Regions from separate parts of the Mus musculus genome. Here region 2 is linked to region 1. A link is a loop called in an ENCODE intact Hi-C map of the cell type or tissue named here. Cell type or tissue: left cerebral cortex. All regions are shown on one strand.

Region 1 (8,000 bases):
TTGGAGGGCCCCGTGTTTTTATTTGCAGCCATCTGGCTGGGGTTTCTTTTCTATACCCAGATTGAAATTTCCAATATAGGCAAACAGCAGCTTCCAGACTCCTGGGCACCAAGGGCCCAATGACTGGATTAAGATGGGCGGTGTGTGTGTGGGGGGTAGGGGGGAGGTTATGGCTGGGATCCTGAGAACTAAAAGCTTGTGAGTTCAAGTTGTAGAGGCCAGAACCTCAGCTGCAGGCTTTCTACTCTGGGTCTAGATGTCAGAGGCCGATGATCCAGGACTCATGACAGTGACTACTGGCCAGTGTTGTGCTCAAGCCCTGGGTGCTGGGGACCTTAGTGAGTGTTACAACTTTCAGTCCCTGGGTGCTAGGAGCCCTCAGTTCTCTGAACTCTTCTAGCTACCGTTTCTGCAGCCATCTTGTCTTCCACCGTTTCGGCTGTTTCCCCGTTTTGTTTCTTCTCTAACATCCACTGTTGTCCGTTATCTCCACTACCTCTCCCCCAGGTGCCTTTGGAGCCCTCTACTACCTTCTTGTCACGGTAGATGCTGGACCTCATCACTGCCATGGCTGCCTCTTCTGTTGTAGCTGCCACTGCTAACCCATTCTTGTTACCAGCACAACCCAGTCTACCATGATGATCACGGGTAGGCAAAAGACCACCCAAGAGCCTTGTTGTGGCCCTAAAGTTGCAACCCAGGAAGGTTGCATAGAAGAGGATTTCCTGGCCAGCCTGAAAGACAAGCTGACCGTGTGTGTGTGTGTGTGTGTGTGTGTGTGTGTGTGTGTGTGTGTGTGTGTGTATGTGCGCGTAATGTGGTCATTTTGAGTATCACCAGTTACAGCTTAACTTCTAGAATTCTGGTCAGTTTTGACATTCAACTTGACACAACCTGGAATCACTTGGGAAGAGAGTATTTTCATAAATAAAAAAAAATTAACGTTAGGTTTATGCATTTTGTTATGTGATGTGAGTGTTTTACCTGAATGGATTTGGTTTTGGGGTTGTTTGTTTGTTTTGTGTAACGTGTGTGCGTAGGGCCTACCAAGGTCAGAAGAGAGCATGAGATCTGCTGGAACTGGAGTCACAGATGGCGAGCCACCATGTGGCTGCTGAGGATGGAACCAGAGTCCTTTGCAAGAACTATAGGGACTCTTCATCTCTCAGCCATCTCTCCAGCCCTAGAGGAGGAGAGACTTCTGAGGAATTACCCACGTCAGGTTGGCCTGTGGGGAACTGTCTTTATTGTTAATTGGGGTGGGAGGAGTGTGGATGGTACCACTTCCTGGGTTGGCCCTGACTATATGAAAGTGAATAGAGCTAGCTCAGGACCGAGCACAGGCAAGCTCTGCTCCTGACCATGGAAGTGGCCCTATATGTCCCTGCCTTTGCTCCCCTCCGATGAAGGACTATGCCCTGGGATTGTAACCAAATTAACCCTTTGTCTGCTATGTTGCTTTTTGGTCAGAGCGCTTTACCCCCATGACAGGAATATAACTAGAGCCAAACCCTCCTCTCTGTCGAGGCTTTTACTCAGTCGCTGGGGGAAGGAAGGGTCTTGCTTTCCAAGACGACTGTACACAGACTCGGTACACACACAGCAACCAGGGAAGTCACTCCTGAAACAGTTGCACGTTAACTCTGCTAAGTTCCCCTGAACTCGCCTGGTGGAGGGTGAATTTTCCCTGTGCTGGTGCAGGCTAATGGGAACTGAAGGGCTCTAGCAGGCCCCAGCACGGGCCAACATGGCGCCAAGTTTGTTTGCTTGCTAAAAACCACTAAGTTGCATCCCTAAAGCTACCCATTTCCTTATTTGGTCACTTTCTCTTCCCCAGGTTGACTTGGTCTTGGTGTGTCCCATGCAGACTCCGGTCCTTTCAGGAACAAAGCCTCCTGTGACCACAGTCATGTCTTCAATGGTTCTTGGGCTCTGTCATGCTTTTCTTTTTAGACAGTTCTTCACCAAAGATGGCTAGGCCCACAGGAGGAGCCTGTCTGATGGCCAATCCTGATAGCATCATTCAGTGACAGAAAAATACCAAAGGGTTCAGAAAAATAAACTTAGCAAGTGCTTGCCTGTCATGCTTAGCAGCATTAATTGTGTTTGATCCTGTATTTTAAAAGGTCTTAAGGATTTCCCAGAATTCCTGGGAGAGTGAGGTTCCCCGACCCCTTTCACCTCTCATGGCCTTTCTCAGCCTACATCTGTGCCCCAATACTTTATTAGAAAGATGCTGTCCATACAGGACCAGAGTCCACTCTAATAATGTCACTGAACTTTGAAAAAGAAGGTGACCCTGTCTCCAAATACAGTCATAATCAGGAGAACTCAAGAGTCAGGGCTCTGAAGTCTAACTCATAACATCTCTTTTTTTGTTGTTTTGATTAAAAATAAGTGTTTTCTTAAAATCATAATCTTATTAGTAAAAATAAAGCTTTCTTTTTCTTTGGCAGAATCTCACATTTCCCAGACTCCTTTGAACTTGCTATGTGGTTGGATGGCCGTGAACTTCTGATCCTGCTGCATCCCCCTTCTTCACTCTGGGATTACAAGCACGCCGCAGCCCTGGGCTGCCGCCACACTGGGTCTTTTATGATCCTAAGGAATCAAGCCTGGGGCTCTGTGTTTGGCAGCCCAGTGCTCTATCAATAAAGATACATCTCCATCCCTCCTTTTTGCTGCTGTTGCTTTATTTTTATTTTTATTTTTAACTATCAGTGAGTGTTGTGTGTAGTTGTATGCATGTGCACACGGATGCCTGCCTAGACCAGAGGAGACTGTTGCATCCATTGGAGATAGTGGTACGCGGAGTGGAGACCTGAAAGACACGGGTACTGGGAACCAAACTGTGGTCCCCTGAAAGTGTGAGCATCAGGCACTCTTCAGCCGCCTTTCCAGCCTCCCGTCTGTTTTTGTTTTGTTGTGGAGACAGGGTCTTTCACCCAGCACTCCACATGCTGTGCTGGAATATCACAAATGAGCCCTCACGCCTGGCATTTTTCTTTTTTTTTTTCAACAAAATCTTAGTTCACACCAAGATCTGTCATCTCCTGGCTCTGAATCCTAGAGCCCTCAATCAAGCTGCCAGGCAAAATTTTCTTAGGACATCTTGTCCTCAGACTCAAGGAACAACAGTAGACGGAACAAAGACAGTTACCAGCCCAATGCCAACTTCGAAGGGACAAACCCCCTGCCGGCCTCTATCACTGAGATGGCTCTGGCTAAGGACTTGGCTTCTTTCAGCCTTGTCAGGGATGCCCCATAGGGCTCGCAGACCCTCCCTAGACTGCATTTTCCTCACGTGTAATTGGAAATCAGGCCACTCCTGTTCCAGTGACTCAGCATGAAAGAAGCCATCAATTTCCCATCTAAAAGGAACGGCAAAATGCAGAAAAAGACAATTCAGAGTGGCGGGGGCTGGGGGGGGCAGGGTGAGTGGCAAGCACATTTTGCAAACTTAAAGAGCATTTTGGAATGAAATCATCCTTAGAAAGCTGGAAGCTAGGGGAGAGAAATCTGCCAAATCGGTTATAAAAAAAAAACAACCAAACCCATTATGTATATCTTGATATTCTTTGGGGATATTTTATCAAAGGATCTGTTCTGAGGGATGTTATTTTGGGGCTCTATCTGATACCAGCTGACATGCTTCTATTTAGCATTTCACTGACTTTGAAAATCACAGCGCCAAATTACCATCTCTAACTAAAGCAGAGACTCATCTGCAGGGAGAGTCTGATTAATATATTCACATCGTTATCGTCTGGTTTTTTTTTTTTTTTTTTTTTTTTTTTTTTTGCCTTAGATGACGGATGGAAGTGACGAAGGAGTTATTTATTCTTCTTGGAGAAAGAGGAAAATGGAGACAAAAAACCGGTGAGCCGGCTTCCTCTCTGCCCTCCTGGACACTGCTGGCTACAGTGGTCTGGCTCACGGTGGTGGCTGTGAACCTAACTGGTCTGCTCTGGAAAGAAGCATGACCATATGGGGGTCTCATGGTCACCTCGAAGGTATGAGGGTGGCCACCCACTGAGCCCACATGGAAGAGCAGAAGGGGGAGGGTATCTGCACAGGTGTCTAGAAGTGAGGAGGGTCCTGAACCCCCGACTCCCTCCCTGAAACCCTCCTTCTTCTTCTTCTTCTTCTTCTTCTTCTTCTTCTTCTTCTTCTTCTTCTTCTTCTTCTTCTTCTTCTTCTTCTTCTTCTTCTTCTTTTTCTTCTTCTTCTTCAAGGCAGGGTTTCTCTGTGTAGCCCTGGCTGTCCTGGAACTTACTCTGTAGACCAGGCTGGCCTTGAACTCAGAAATCTGCCTGCCTCTGCCTCCCAAGTGCTGGGATTAAAGGCATGTGCCACCATTGCCCAGCAAAGATTTATTTTTACTATTTTAAATTATGCTAATGTCTGCGTGGTGGTGAGTGCTGATGCCCACGGAGGCCAGAAGAGGGTATTAGAACCCCTGGAGTGAGAGTTCCAAGGTGTTTGGAACTGTTCAATGAGGATGCTGGAACTCCAATTCAGGTCCTTTGCAAGAGCAGCATGTCCTTTCTTTGATAACTTCAAGGGTCAACAGACTCAGGACCCCTCCCTGCCCAATGTATTCCTCCTGGACTGAGACAGGGCACTTTCATGGAGATCTCCATGGCAACCACTTTTTCACCCTTCAGGAACACCCTGACCCATGACATGACCTCCACTGTTGGGTGGGCAGCATCTCTCTGGGTTGGCTCACAGGCTTTTTGGCCAGTTAAGATTCTCAAATTAGGATTTTAAGAGATCACCCACCAGCAAGATTAAAATTATAATTCTACAACTAAATGCATAATCATACACATATAGCATGTATAATTATGATGTGACAATACTTTCTCTTTTTAAAATAATTGCGTGTATGAGTGCCTGCATGTGCATCTGTGCACCACACGCGTGTCTGGTGGCTGAAGAGGGCATTAGATCCCCTGGAAATGGGCTGCCCTGTGAGTACTGGGAATCGAACCTGGGTCCTCTGGAAGGGCAGCCAGCCTTTTAACTGCTGAGCCACCTCTCCAGCCCGGACGGATAATACGTTCTATCTTTAACCAGGGGTGACGAACGCGGCAACAAAGAAAGCATATGGGCCATAAATCAACCAGGGGGATTTTGGAATTCATTTTTCAACAGTCAAGATTTCAAGCCATAAACGGCTCTTTATTATGGAAATGCCACGGGCTGCCTTTAGAGGAGGGCAGGAACATGGGGCTGAAATGGCCCTGGTTAATGGGGAACACTTTGTAAAGAGCCCGTGCGAGGTCTGACATATTCTCAATTTTATATGTTTGAAGTGAGGAGGAGAAGAGCGGATCACCCGCAGGGAATGCGGATATGAATTCCCAGGGGGTGTTTATTTAAATGGAGCCACTTAGGAGCCGTGCAGTGGGAATCCATCCAAATTCTGCCTGTTGTCTCAGAGCCTGCGAAGCGCAGTCAAAGGAGGGCGGGTGCCACCTCTGTGAACCCTGCGTATCCACCGCTGCTTTTCTCTTCATCAAGCTGCAGTGCAAAGTCCATTCCAAAGCTCTGGAAGATTGTGCTGTAGAAGCAAAAGCAGGCAGCTGCTACCGGGGGAGATAAATGGGACCTGGAAGACCCCAGCAGTTCTGTGGAAGAGAGCAGTGTGTGCTGACATCTGAGCATGTCTCTGGGGGAGTGTCCCTTACAAACTTCCATGGTAGGTAGAACCTGTTCCCATTGTGTGTCCTGGGGGGCTGGAAGCTGAGGCTGTGCCTTGTCTTGGTGTGGGGTCTGCCCCAAGCACAGTCCAAACTGAGGATCTGTGGTCAGAGCGATGTGGGAGTGATTCTGGGCACAGGAGAATAAAGAAGCAGAGATATTCCCAGGATGCACTTGGAGCTGCTGATTCTGTGGGAGTCACTGAGGTCTGACAGGCCTCTAACTTAGACGTGGAATCTGTGTCCACTCCCCATCCCTATGACTCTGGGGCTTCCAGAACATAAACTGAGTGAGGAGAGGTCTTGGAGTTTTCATCTTGTTAGACGTTTTGTTCTTAGGACTCTGAGCCACTACAGAAGGAGCCTAATCACCCTGAAGTGTCCATGCTGGCAGAGAGCTCCAGCTACACGGGGGTGGGGTGGGGTGGGGGTGAGTCTCTTAGATCTCTGCTCACAGTCTTAGTGGGGTTGACTTCTGAGCTCTCCAGGCCGACTTTACACATACGAAGAAAGTCCCCAGGCAAGCCAATCTATGGTGCCCTGACTTCCGGGCTCTCAGGTCTTCCTGGTGGAAATTGCAGACGTGGTGCAGCCATGTCTGACCTGGGACCTGATTGGAAGAAGCAGATCCAGCTGGTTTTTGGTTGAAACCGCTACGTTTTGAGCTGGAACAGACAATATTTCCATGCAGCAACAGACAATGGGTACTGTGGGTGGATACATGGCAAGATAGAGGCCATCCTGGGCTACCTGAAACCATCCTTAGATACACGGAGAGATAGAGGCCAGCCTGGGCTATATGAAAGAGTATCAGCCCCCACTGATAAAAGCCCAGGGTTGATTCCCTGGGCTGGGCTGGGCATTCATCGTGTTGCTTTTCTGCCTTCTGTTGGCAGGTACATGGAAGCTGGATAATCTCAGGGCGGAAAGTCACAGGCCTCCAGGGCTGCAGAGATGACTCAATCAGTAAAGCGCTGTCTATACAAGGCTGAGGACCTGAGTTCAGATCCCTGGAACCCATGTAAAAAACCAAGTGTGGTAGTGTGTGCCTGTCACCCCAGCACTGGGGAGGCAGGCACAGGAGGGTCTCTGGGGCTTGCTGATCAGCCAGCTTAGTCACATAGGCAAGCTTCAGATTCAGCGAGAGACCTTGACTTACGAATAAGATAGAGAGTAGGAGAGGAAGACACCCAGCTTCTTCTTGCCTCCACATGCATGCAAGTGCCCAGATGTGCACGCACAGACATGGACTGTTAATCTCACTGGGTGAGGAAAGACCAGTGCAGGCTTTATTAAATGCTAGCCAGGACCATACCCAAGACCTGTGCTCAGAATATGGCACAGATTACGTTAGTCAGGGGCTTATAAGGGCAAAACTCACAATGCTGCGTACTTCCTGCCTTCGTCCAACCAGAGGCAAGCATACATCCTGATATATTCTCTGCCTACGACACTCCTGTTGTGCTCCAGCGTATCCTGTCAGTTGGGGCAACCAAGCTCGTTTACAGAAGTGAAAGCACGTGGCTTGTTTTCATACATGAACAGCCCTTCAGCGTGCCAGGAATCTATCTGTCCTTCAGCAAGCAGAACTCACAGGTTAGAGACATTAGTTTTCTAGATCTCTTAAGTACAGTAATTGAAACTTAAAACATAATGTTATTCATCATAGTACAAAGACATATCCACTTACAGGTATGCAAACACATATGAACATGTGAACATGTACAAATTCACATGCCTTTTTTTTTTTTTTTTGAGACAGGGTTTCTCTGTGTAGCCCTGACTGTCCTGGAACTCACTCTGTAGACCAGGCTGGCCTCGACCTAACTCAGAAATCTACCTGTCTCTGCCTCCCAAGTGCTGGGGTTAAAGGTGTGCGCCACCACTGCCCGGCGGCCATTTTTTTGAGAGACAGGGACACCTGTGTCTTTGCAAGCATTCGGTAGGAAAAGCTTTATCAAAATGTAAAGCCTCTTAACTTCCTTTGGAGACCTCGGAGAAGGCCTGTTTGCTGCAGACTTTCTTCCTGCAGCCAGCCTCCCTTTCTCCCCGGGGGTCTCAGAAGCTTCACCTTAAATGGTCTTTAAAGCTCCTCTTTTCTAGCTTTAATTCCCATGACCCCCATTGTCCAGTACAAAGTCGAAGGAGCTGGAGATGGTCAAGGTCACCAGCTATGCTTGGAAGATGGTTTTTAAAAAACCGTCTTGACCTTGGAAGGATCCAGAACCTGCAATACGGCCTGTTGTGCAGTCCCTTGGCGTTTGGGAGTTTCTTTAAGGAAAGGTGACTTAG
Region 2 (8,000 bases), 140 kb after region 1:
TGCACGGCTTTGTTCTGGCTTATGGTTCTAAGGGATTGTTCTATCATGGTTGAGAAGGCGTAAGCTTCAGGTCAGAAAGGCATGGTGGAAGGAGTGGGAGGCTGGCTGTACACAACACAGTCAGGTAACAGTGTGAACATGAAATGAGGCTGCACTATAAAGCCTCAAGACCCACCCCAGTGACCCGCTTCCTCCAGGAAGTCTCCACCCTGAAAAGATGAGAGCTTTCCCAAATTGAGTCAAGGATCAAGTGTTGACCTACGTGAGCCTACTGGGGTAGAGTGTGTGTGTAGAGGGGAGGTGAGGGGAGGCATTTTGAATTCAAACCACAACACTGAGCCAGGCTGTTATTAGATTCCAGATCCCATCACCTAGAACAGTGCCAAACATCTAAAGGCTCAAAAATAGGAATGGAATAATTAAATGACTTGATTAATTAATGCATGCATGAATGCGCTCTGGAGCTGAGGAGAATTTTCAAAGAAAACGGATTGCTACCGAGCTCTTCAGAAGAGAACTTGAGATTTCAGTGGTTTGCCAGACTGAGCCAGCTGTGGGAGGAAGCACAGAGACTCAGGCTTACAGGTCAGCCAGTCAGCCATGGCTACATTGATCAGCCTGGGCTCTGTGTGTGGCTACTGCAGGGGGATGGCACGGTCCACTCTGTGTGTGCATCCTGAGCTCAGCACAAAGGGGCAGTAGCTGTCTCCAGGGTGAATCTCTGTGCAGAGATAATGCCTTTGTGCTAAGTCACTCCCGCAAATATCCAACTGTGATACCCAAGTCTGTGAGGGGATCCGCAGTCATCGGTAGGAGGCAGAGATTTCAGGTACCTGCTGAACAGAAGTACAAAACCTCACAGCTGTGCCTTGGCTCGAGACACCAAAGTTGAATGCAGGGTGGGCTGGGATTCAAGAGACTTCCTGAACACAGGGCTGAAATTGTGCAGGTATTGGGTATGTGTGTGTGCAGGTGTGAGTATGTGTGCATGCATGTGTGTGTGTGTGTGTGACAGAGAGAGAGAGAGGGAGAGAGAGAGAGAAATGATATCTTGCATCTGACTATCCCCCAAGGAAAAACCCCATTGGCAGCAGGTGGATCCATGCACATTTTAGCCCGGATTTCCACTCCAAACTGCAGCTGCTGTCGCTGCCTGGGGACCCCTATCTTTTTACATGTTATTGCAGACTGGTTACCCTCTGCTGCAATAAAGAACCCTCGGTGGGTTGTCTGGAATGTCTAAATCAGTGCGGCAGAGTCTGACAGGTCAAGAAATCAGACAGGCTGCCCTCCCCAGGGGGAGGGTGTGAGACAGGAGTGGGCAGAGCAGAGCCCCTGCCATCATTAAGGTCAGTGGGGGCCTGGGTCTTCCTCTTCCATGCGGCAGTGGGACTGCACCACGGCTGCCAGCATGCACGGGGCAGCACTCATTGGCTTGCTCTAATGACCTTTTGGCTCCTGGCATCCTTTCTGCAGTTCTGGGGTGTGGGAGGGAGAGGCTGCCATCAGGTGTGAAATCAGTCATCTACGAAACAGCCCATGGGGACACATGACAGCCGCCAGTTCACAGCCACTGGCAGCTTTGGGAGAATCCATTTTCTTTGACACATGTCGTTGACGCTTCCTCTTTTCCACGTCCCCATCACCGACGCCCTTCCTGCAAAGTGCAGCTTAAGCACTCAGCACTACAGCGGGGACAGATGGCGTGCTGCTGCTGGCTCATTAGAGGGCAGTTCAGAAAGATGCTGTTTAAAACCCACGGGCAGGATGAAGGGAGATGACAGGAAAGAACAGGACACAGAGCCCTGGACAGGGCAAGGGCAAGGACAGTAAGCAGCTTCCAGAATCTGGAGTCAGGAGGCTTCTGCAGAGATGTGGCTTCTGGAGGGGATGTGGTGACCTGCAGGACCTCACAGTGGAGCCCTCAGTGTGAAGAATCTGCCACAGACACATGTTCATCTCCCACCACCCCCACCCCCGCTACTTCTTCCCCAGGGACGCCCTCATGGGTGGAGGGCATTGGAACCAGAGAGCGGGGACACCCTCATGGGTGGAGGGCATTGGAAGATGAAGCTCTTCCGCTCTCACCTAGTCATTAATACAAGCGTGGATCACGGTGGCTACTTGGCTACTGTCAGTCAGCTATTGAAAGCAGGGAGGCGAGAGAGACAGAGCTGATGTTGGAGCCACTTTGTAAGGACAGACAATTGTATTAGTTCTGCTGTGACAAAATTCCTAAGCAAGGCAACTTAAAGGAGGAATGCTGACTTAGGCAAGACCACATCAAGAATGCTAGTGTCTCAGACCCATGGGTCAGGGGAATGTGTAGGCCTTCTGGTCTGAGAACAGATCTCTACAGAGCAACTGACCAATAGCTAAAAACAGTCTGTGGAGAAAATACTTACTGCAGATCCCTCATCCGAGGTGACCACAGCCTTAGACAGCTCCCCTACAGCGATGGCCCCACTGAGATGAACTCACCCACCTCCTCATTAGCACCGCGTATGATAAACCCACTGAGCTTCCTGACCACTGCCAGTGCGGCTTCACCAGGGCATACAGCCCGCCAACCCCAGCGTCTGTTACTTGTGGCCGTCATTTCTTCATTCCCTGTTGCTCCTGTCAGGTCAGTCCCAGAGCTGTGCAGGTCTCAGCATTTTGGTCCATGGTCAGTTGACTCCATTGATTAGGTCTATGGCAAGACAGAGCACTGCAGTGGGAAGCAGGTGATGGGGGAACAGTGACTCCCCTTCCAGAGAGCAGGAAGTGAACGGGGGAATAAAGAGCCAGGGTTCCAACATCCCTTTCTCCAATGGGGTCTCACCAGCTAAAGGCCCCACTACCTTGCACCTGCATCATCAGCGTCTGCGGACATCTGAGAGCCAACTCACTGGAAAGACACTCATGCCTGGGAATGGGTAGGCCTGTTTAAAGCAGCCACTCTGCCCTACAATGGGTCAACTGGATATTATTCACTACTGTGGGCTGAATTCAGAATCCCACCTTCAAATGGACCACAATCTCTATGGTTTTATTGTGTGTGTGTTTACACTTTTTATTGACACATGTTAATCACACACTGTAAGCTTCATTATGATGTCAGTTTTGGGATCTATGTTGATCTGTTCCTTGTCCCCTGCCCCCCATCTCTTGCCGTTGCCCCCCCCCCCCCCCGCGCCTTGCAGATTCCCTTCCAGTATCTCTCCAGTCCCCTTTCACCTTCATATCGTTTTTTTATGGTGTTCTTTTTAAAAAGATTTATTTATTATTATATGTAAGTACACTGTAGCTGTCTTCAGACGCACCAGAGGAGGGTATCAGACCTCATTATGGATGGTTGTGAGCCACCATGTGGTTGCTGGGATTTGAACTCAGAACCTTCAGAAGAGCAGTCAGTGTTCTTAACCACTGAGCCATTTCTCCAGTCCCCATATCTTTTTTTTTTTTTTTTTTTTTTTTTTTTTTTTTATTGAGTCAGTAGATTTAATCATGGTTGCTTACAGGGACATGGTGAGGGGTGTTTTACACAGAAACCATGCAAGTATCTCAGCCACTAAAGACAACGTCTCTCTCTCCCCGACAGTGACCATGAACTTCATACAACCGTATGCGCATTTGTTGCAGTGATAACTTATTAATAAAAAAGAGTTCCAAGGGTGAAAATACCGCACGCCCCTGTCAAAATCTATTAGAGGAGTTTGAGTTTAAAGCAAGAATCGGATGGGGTGAAATTCCAGCACAGTTAGAGCTGAGAACTTTCTTTGATCGAGAGAGAGAGAGAGAGAGAGAGAGAGAGAGAGAGAGAGAAACCCTGTCTCGAAAAACCAAAAAAAAATGCTTGAGCTGATTTATTTATTTATTTGTCAGCTTGATATAAACTTGGGTCATCTGGGAAGAGGGAACCTTAACTGAGAAAATGCCTCCGTAAGATTATTCTGTAGACAAGTCCTTGAACCTTTTTTTTTTCCTCCGTAGATGATTGGTGGAAGAGGGTTCCGCCCACTGTGGGCGGTACTACACTTGGATTGGTGGACAGGGGCGCTGTTTGCAAAGAAGCTGAGCCAGTCAGTAAGCAGCATGCCTCCGTGGCCCCTGCTTGAGTTCCTGCCTCCAGGTTCCAGCTTTGAGTCCCTGTCCTGACTTCCCTTAGGGATGGACGACAATCTGTAAACTGAACACACTCTTTCCAAGTCGCCTGTGGTCATGGTAGGGGAGGAAAAGGTTGCTGGGTGGTCAGCATAGCTCATCTAGAAAGGGAGAGAAGCTTGCTGTGGGGGGATGAGTTGGATCCCCAGAACCAGGGAAAAGCTTGGTTCAGAGGCAGACCGTTGGAAAATTAGCCATCCGTAGGAAGATCCCAAGGCCCACTGGCCTAGCCTAATTTTCAAGCTTCAAGCAGGTGAGAGATTCTGTCTCAAGGTTGGTGAGCCTGAGGAACAGCACCTAAAGTTGACCTTTGACCTTCATGTGCACGCACACCTATACACACACCTGCACACAGAGAAAACGGAGAGGGACTGGAGGGGGCGGGGCTTAGCCAGAGCTGCACATGCCATTAGGATTGTGAGAGGAAGCCTGCCAGGACATAACAGAAATTTGCAAAGCCCCGAGAATCTCATTTTTCAACCGGCAATCACAATATAAAGCAGTGACTCCGTGTTGATTCGCTCCTGCTGTTCTGCAGGCGTTGTGCTCAGTAGCACTTAACCGTGTCTAGATGCATGTCTACACGAGTCTCGGTCCACCGCTGCACACAGCAGAGACTCTCATCATCAACTCCAGCTGTGGATGGAAACGCTCCTTGAATATCCCGTCCAAGTCACTTACAGGCTGCCAGAGCGGGGGACTCTGAAACCGCAGTTCTCTCTGACCCTTTGGCTGTCTGCCCCATATGTGTGTGTGTGTGTGTGTGTGTGTGTGTGTGTGTGTGTGTGTGTGTGTCTGTTTTGTTTGGTGGGCTGATGCTTGACGGGGCCCAGTAAGGGTGAGTGTGTTCGCTTTTCATAAGGCAAATTTCTCTCAAGCCCTGCTGGGCACTGTGGGAAGCCCTTTGCCATCTTATCTGTTGGTAAACCCTCATCTGCTCTGGCTTCCCAGCAGAAACCTGACCCAGCATGCTGCCAGCCTCCATTTTGACTTGGGAGGATTGAGGCTCCCCTTCCTGCTCTCCTCTCCATATCTCTATCACAGAGCCCAGCTCCCTCTGCCAGCCCACCCTGGCCAGCAAATGAGTGCCCATTCTTACTGAGGGACCCTGGAGCTACTGTCCTTCACCCGAACTCCAGGGGACAGATTCCTGGTTTTGTTCATTGCGACCACATGGTGCAGGTCTCAGTCTCCACTCTCCTGCTCTGTCTCCAGCTCGTTACTAAGCAGAACTCTGTCTACCCAGATGGTGCTCTGGTGGGAATTTCCTAAGACAAAATGTCAGTCCCACAAGCAGGACAAAAAGGTGTTTCTGGGCTAGCTGTGACCAGCTAGTATTCTGAAGGCTGAGGCAGGAGGATGAGTTTAAGACCATCTGGACTACATAACAGCCCTTTGACACAAAAACCCAACCAAAGGAGAAGGAGGAGGAGGAGGAGGAGGAGGAGGAAGATAAAAAGAAACAAAAAATAAAAATACAAATAAAAGTGTTTCTTTTGGATGTGAGCATGTGTGTGAGTGTGTGTGTGTGTGTGTGTGTGTGTGTGCACATGTTGTGCAGGTACATATGGATGTGTGGAGGCCAGAGTGTTACACCTTGGGTGTTATCTTCACAAATACCATGCATCTCTTTGAGACAGGGTCTCTCACTAGCCTGGAGCTCACTAAATAAGCCAAGCTGGAGGGCCAGCAAGCTGTGGGGATCCCCCTGTCTCTGCCTTCCCAGCACTGAGATTATAGGCGTACAACACCACATGAGCACCACAGGGGGAAGCATGTGATGGGGCGAAGGCAACTCCCCTTCCAGAGAGCAGAAAGTGAACGGGAGAATAAAGAGCCAGGGCTCCAGCACCCCTTCCTCCAACAGGGTCTCACCAGCTAAAGGCCCCACTACCTCACACCTGCATCATCAGTGTTTGGGGACATCTGAGAACCAACTCAGGTCCTCCTGGCTGTGCAGCGATCACTTTATAGACTGAGCCATCTCCCCAGCTCCTAAAAATGTACCTCGGTGTTATATAAACATGGACGTTCTACAGGTAAAACAGTGCCTCCATTGACATGTTGGACCTGGGCCCCTTCTGCCTCGTCGGTCAGCTCTGCTCAGGACCAGACTTCTCATGAGGGCTCCAGACGTGGGCTGTGCCCAGCCTAGTGACAGGGAGCAAGTGACAGGAAGGGATGCTGTCTCCTGAGACACCTCTCAACCAGAGCACGGTACTCAGACTTACCTTGCATGAACTATAACTTACTGATGGACCCAGTAGCGTGTGTGCTGCTCGGCTGCAGGAAATCTCTGGACAGAGAAGTTACAGATATCTGAGAGGCATCCATGGGACTGGCAGTACTTTCTGCTCACGTGGCCCTGATGTTTCTTCTCCACAGTCCCACACTCTGGACCTACCTCTCACATGGCTTGGGGAACCGGGACACAGTTTCCTGTCCGTGAGCAGCCCTCCTCCCCATCCCAGAAACACCCTCTTTTACCAGTTACTAACATCAATAACCGTATTTTCCAGGGACACCTTGTCCTCCGGCTTGTCACATTTAGAATTTGTGAGAACATGCTCACAGATGGCTCTCTATTGATTTACTATCCAATTTTCATATTCTGGAGCAAAAATAACTGTTTCTGTTCAACCCGTCTGTCGGAACTGAGGTGGGCAGGAAAGGCTCATGCCCAGCAGACACGTGGGTGGGGGCTCCATGGCGCCCACAGGCATTCAGATTTAGACGACACGAGCTACACGTCCTCCGTCACTAGGTCCCCTCTGGTTATTTAACAGGGACAAGAACTACATAGATACTAGCAGGAGCTTACAGTCTCTGAGACAGAAATTCTGGCTTTTAGGAATCTACACACAGTCAGAATGCAGTCTAGACTTCCCTTGCCAGCAGGTACCCTGTACACACACAGAGCCTTCTTAACCTCAGAAGTTTCCGTGGAAGTCTCATGTGGTGCGGTGACCATGTGTGACAACCATGCTTTATCTGTAGAAGAAGTCAAGGAAACATTTCTTTGTTGTTGTAGGTTTGGTTTGGTTTTTTCGAGACAGGGTTTCTCTGTGTAGCCCGGGATGTTCTGGAACTCACTCAATAGACCAGGCTGGCCTTGAACTCAGAAATCCGCCTGCCTCTGCCTCCCAAGTGCTGGGATTAAAGGCGTGTGCCACCACTGCCTGGTGCAGAGGAAGCATTTCTAGCTTCCTTGTGGAAAATCGAGGAGTGGCATCTGTGTTGAGACACCATCCTTACTCTGGATGCTTGTGTGCATCAACAGGACAGCTAAGCCACGCCCAGGGTCCCCTACAGAGGGATGGCCTTAGTCCACCTCACCCAGTATACTGATGTAAATTTTATTTTCAGGTCTCCCAAGAATAGCCACAACTAAGCCGCTCTCCTGGCTAGCTCCCCGCGCACAAAGTCTCTATTATGCTGTTTTGTTTTCCAAACGGGAGAAGGGAACAGATTCTTATTAAGAGTCACAAGCCAAAGCTCATCAGGCTAAACTGAGCACAGCTATACACCTGGTTCTGTCTGTCCTCTTTCTTCTAACTCAGGCCCTCTCTCTCCACCCACTCTGAGCTTGATCTTGTTTCTTTCATGGAACGTGACACGCCCTAAAATTGTCTTGTTATTGTGTTTTCTGGTCCCTTTTTGTGCTTTGAATGTGTGTGTATGTTCACATGTGTAGTACACTCATGTGTTTGTCTGTTCACCTGTGTAGTACATGTGTGTGTTTGTACATTCTTGTGTGTAGAACACATATGTTTGTGCATTTACACATTAGCACACGTGTGTGTTTGCATGTTCACGTGTATAGTACCCTTGTGTGTCTGTGTGTTTACACATGT

Evidence for each region. Hi-C counts contacts between places; a loop is a spot of excess contacts. Peaks named below come from ENCODE experiments on the same cell type or tissue, not always from the same donor. Only the 100,000 strongest peaks of a DNase experiment are listed, where the experiment ranks them.
Region 2: it touches region 1 in a loop (2.4-fold over the local background); 2 of 42 quality-filtered maps call a loop at or near these places.

What each region holds. Positions count from the first base shown.
Region 1 is chr2:166,268,426-166,276,425 of GRCm38, forward strand. It overlaps Gm11468 (predicted gene 11468), which reads left to right and starts at 5,483. Exons shown (of 3, transcript NR_033467.1): 1 at 5,483-5,707. In left cerebral cortex, no CTCF peak of the experiment used is centred here; DNase peaks (open chromatin) are centred at 3,380, 3,645 and 5,453; H3K27ac peaks cover 509 bases.
Region 2 is chr2:166,411,017-166,419,016 of GRCm38, forward strand. Gm30796 (a long non-coding RNA gene) reads left to right here. Exons shown (of 4, transcript XR_375242.3): 4 at 3,976-4,187. Among named protein-coding and RNA genes, the nearest start is that of Gm30796, 10 kb to the left of the region's middle. In left cerebral cortex, no CTCF peak of the experiment used is centred here; DNase peaks (open chromatin) are centred at 1,672, 4,629, 5,398 and 6,815; H3K27ac peaks cover 822 bases.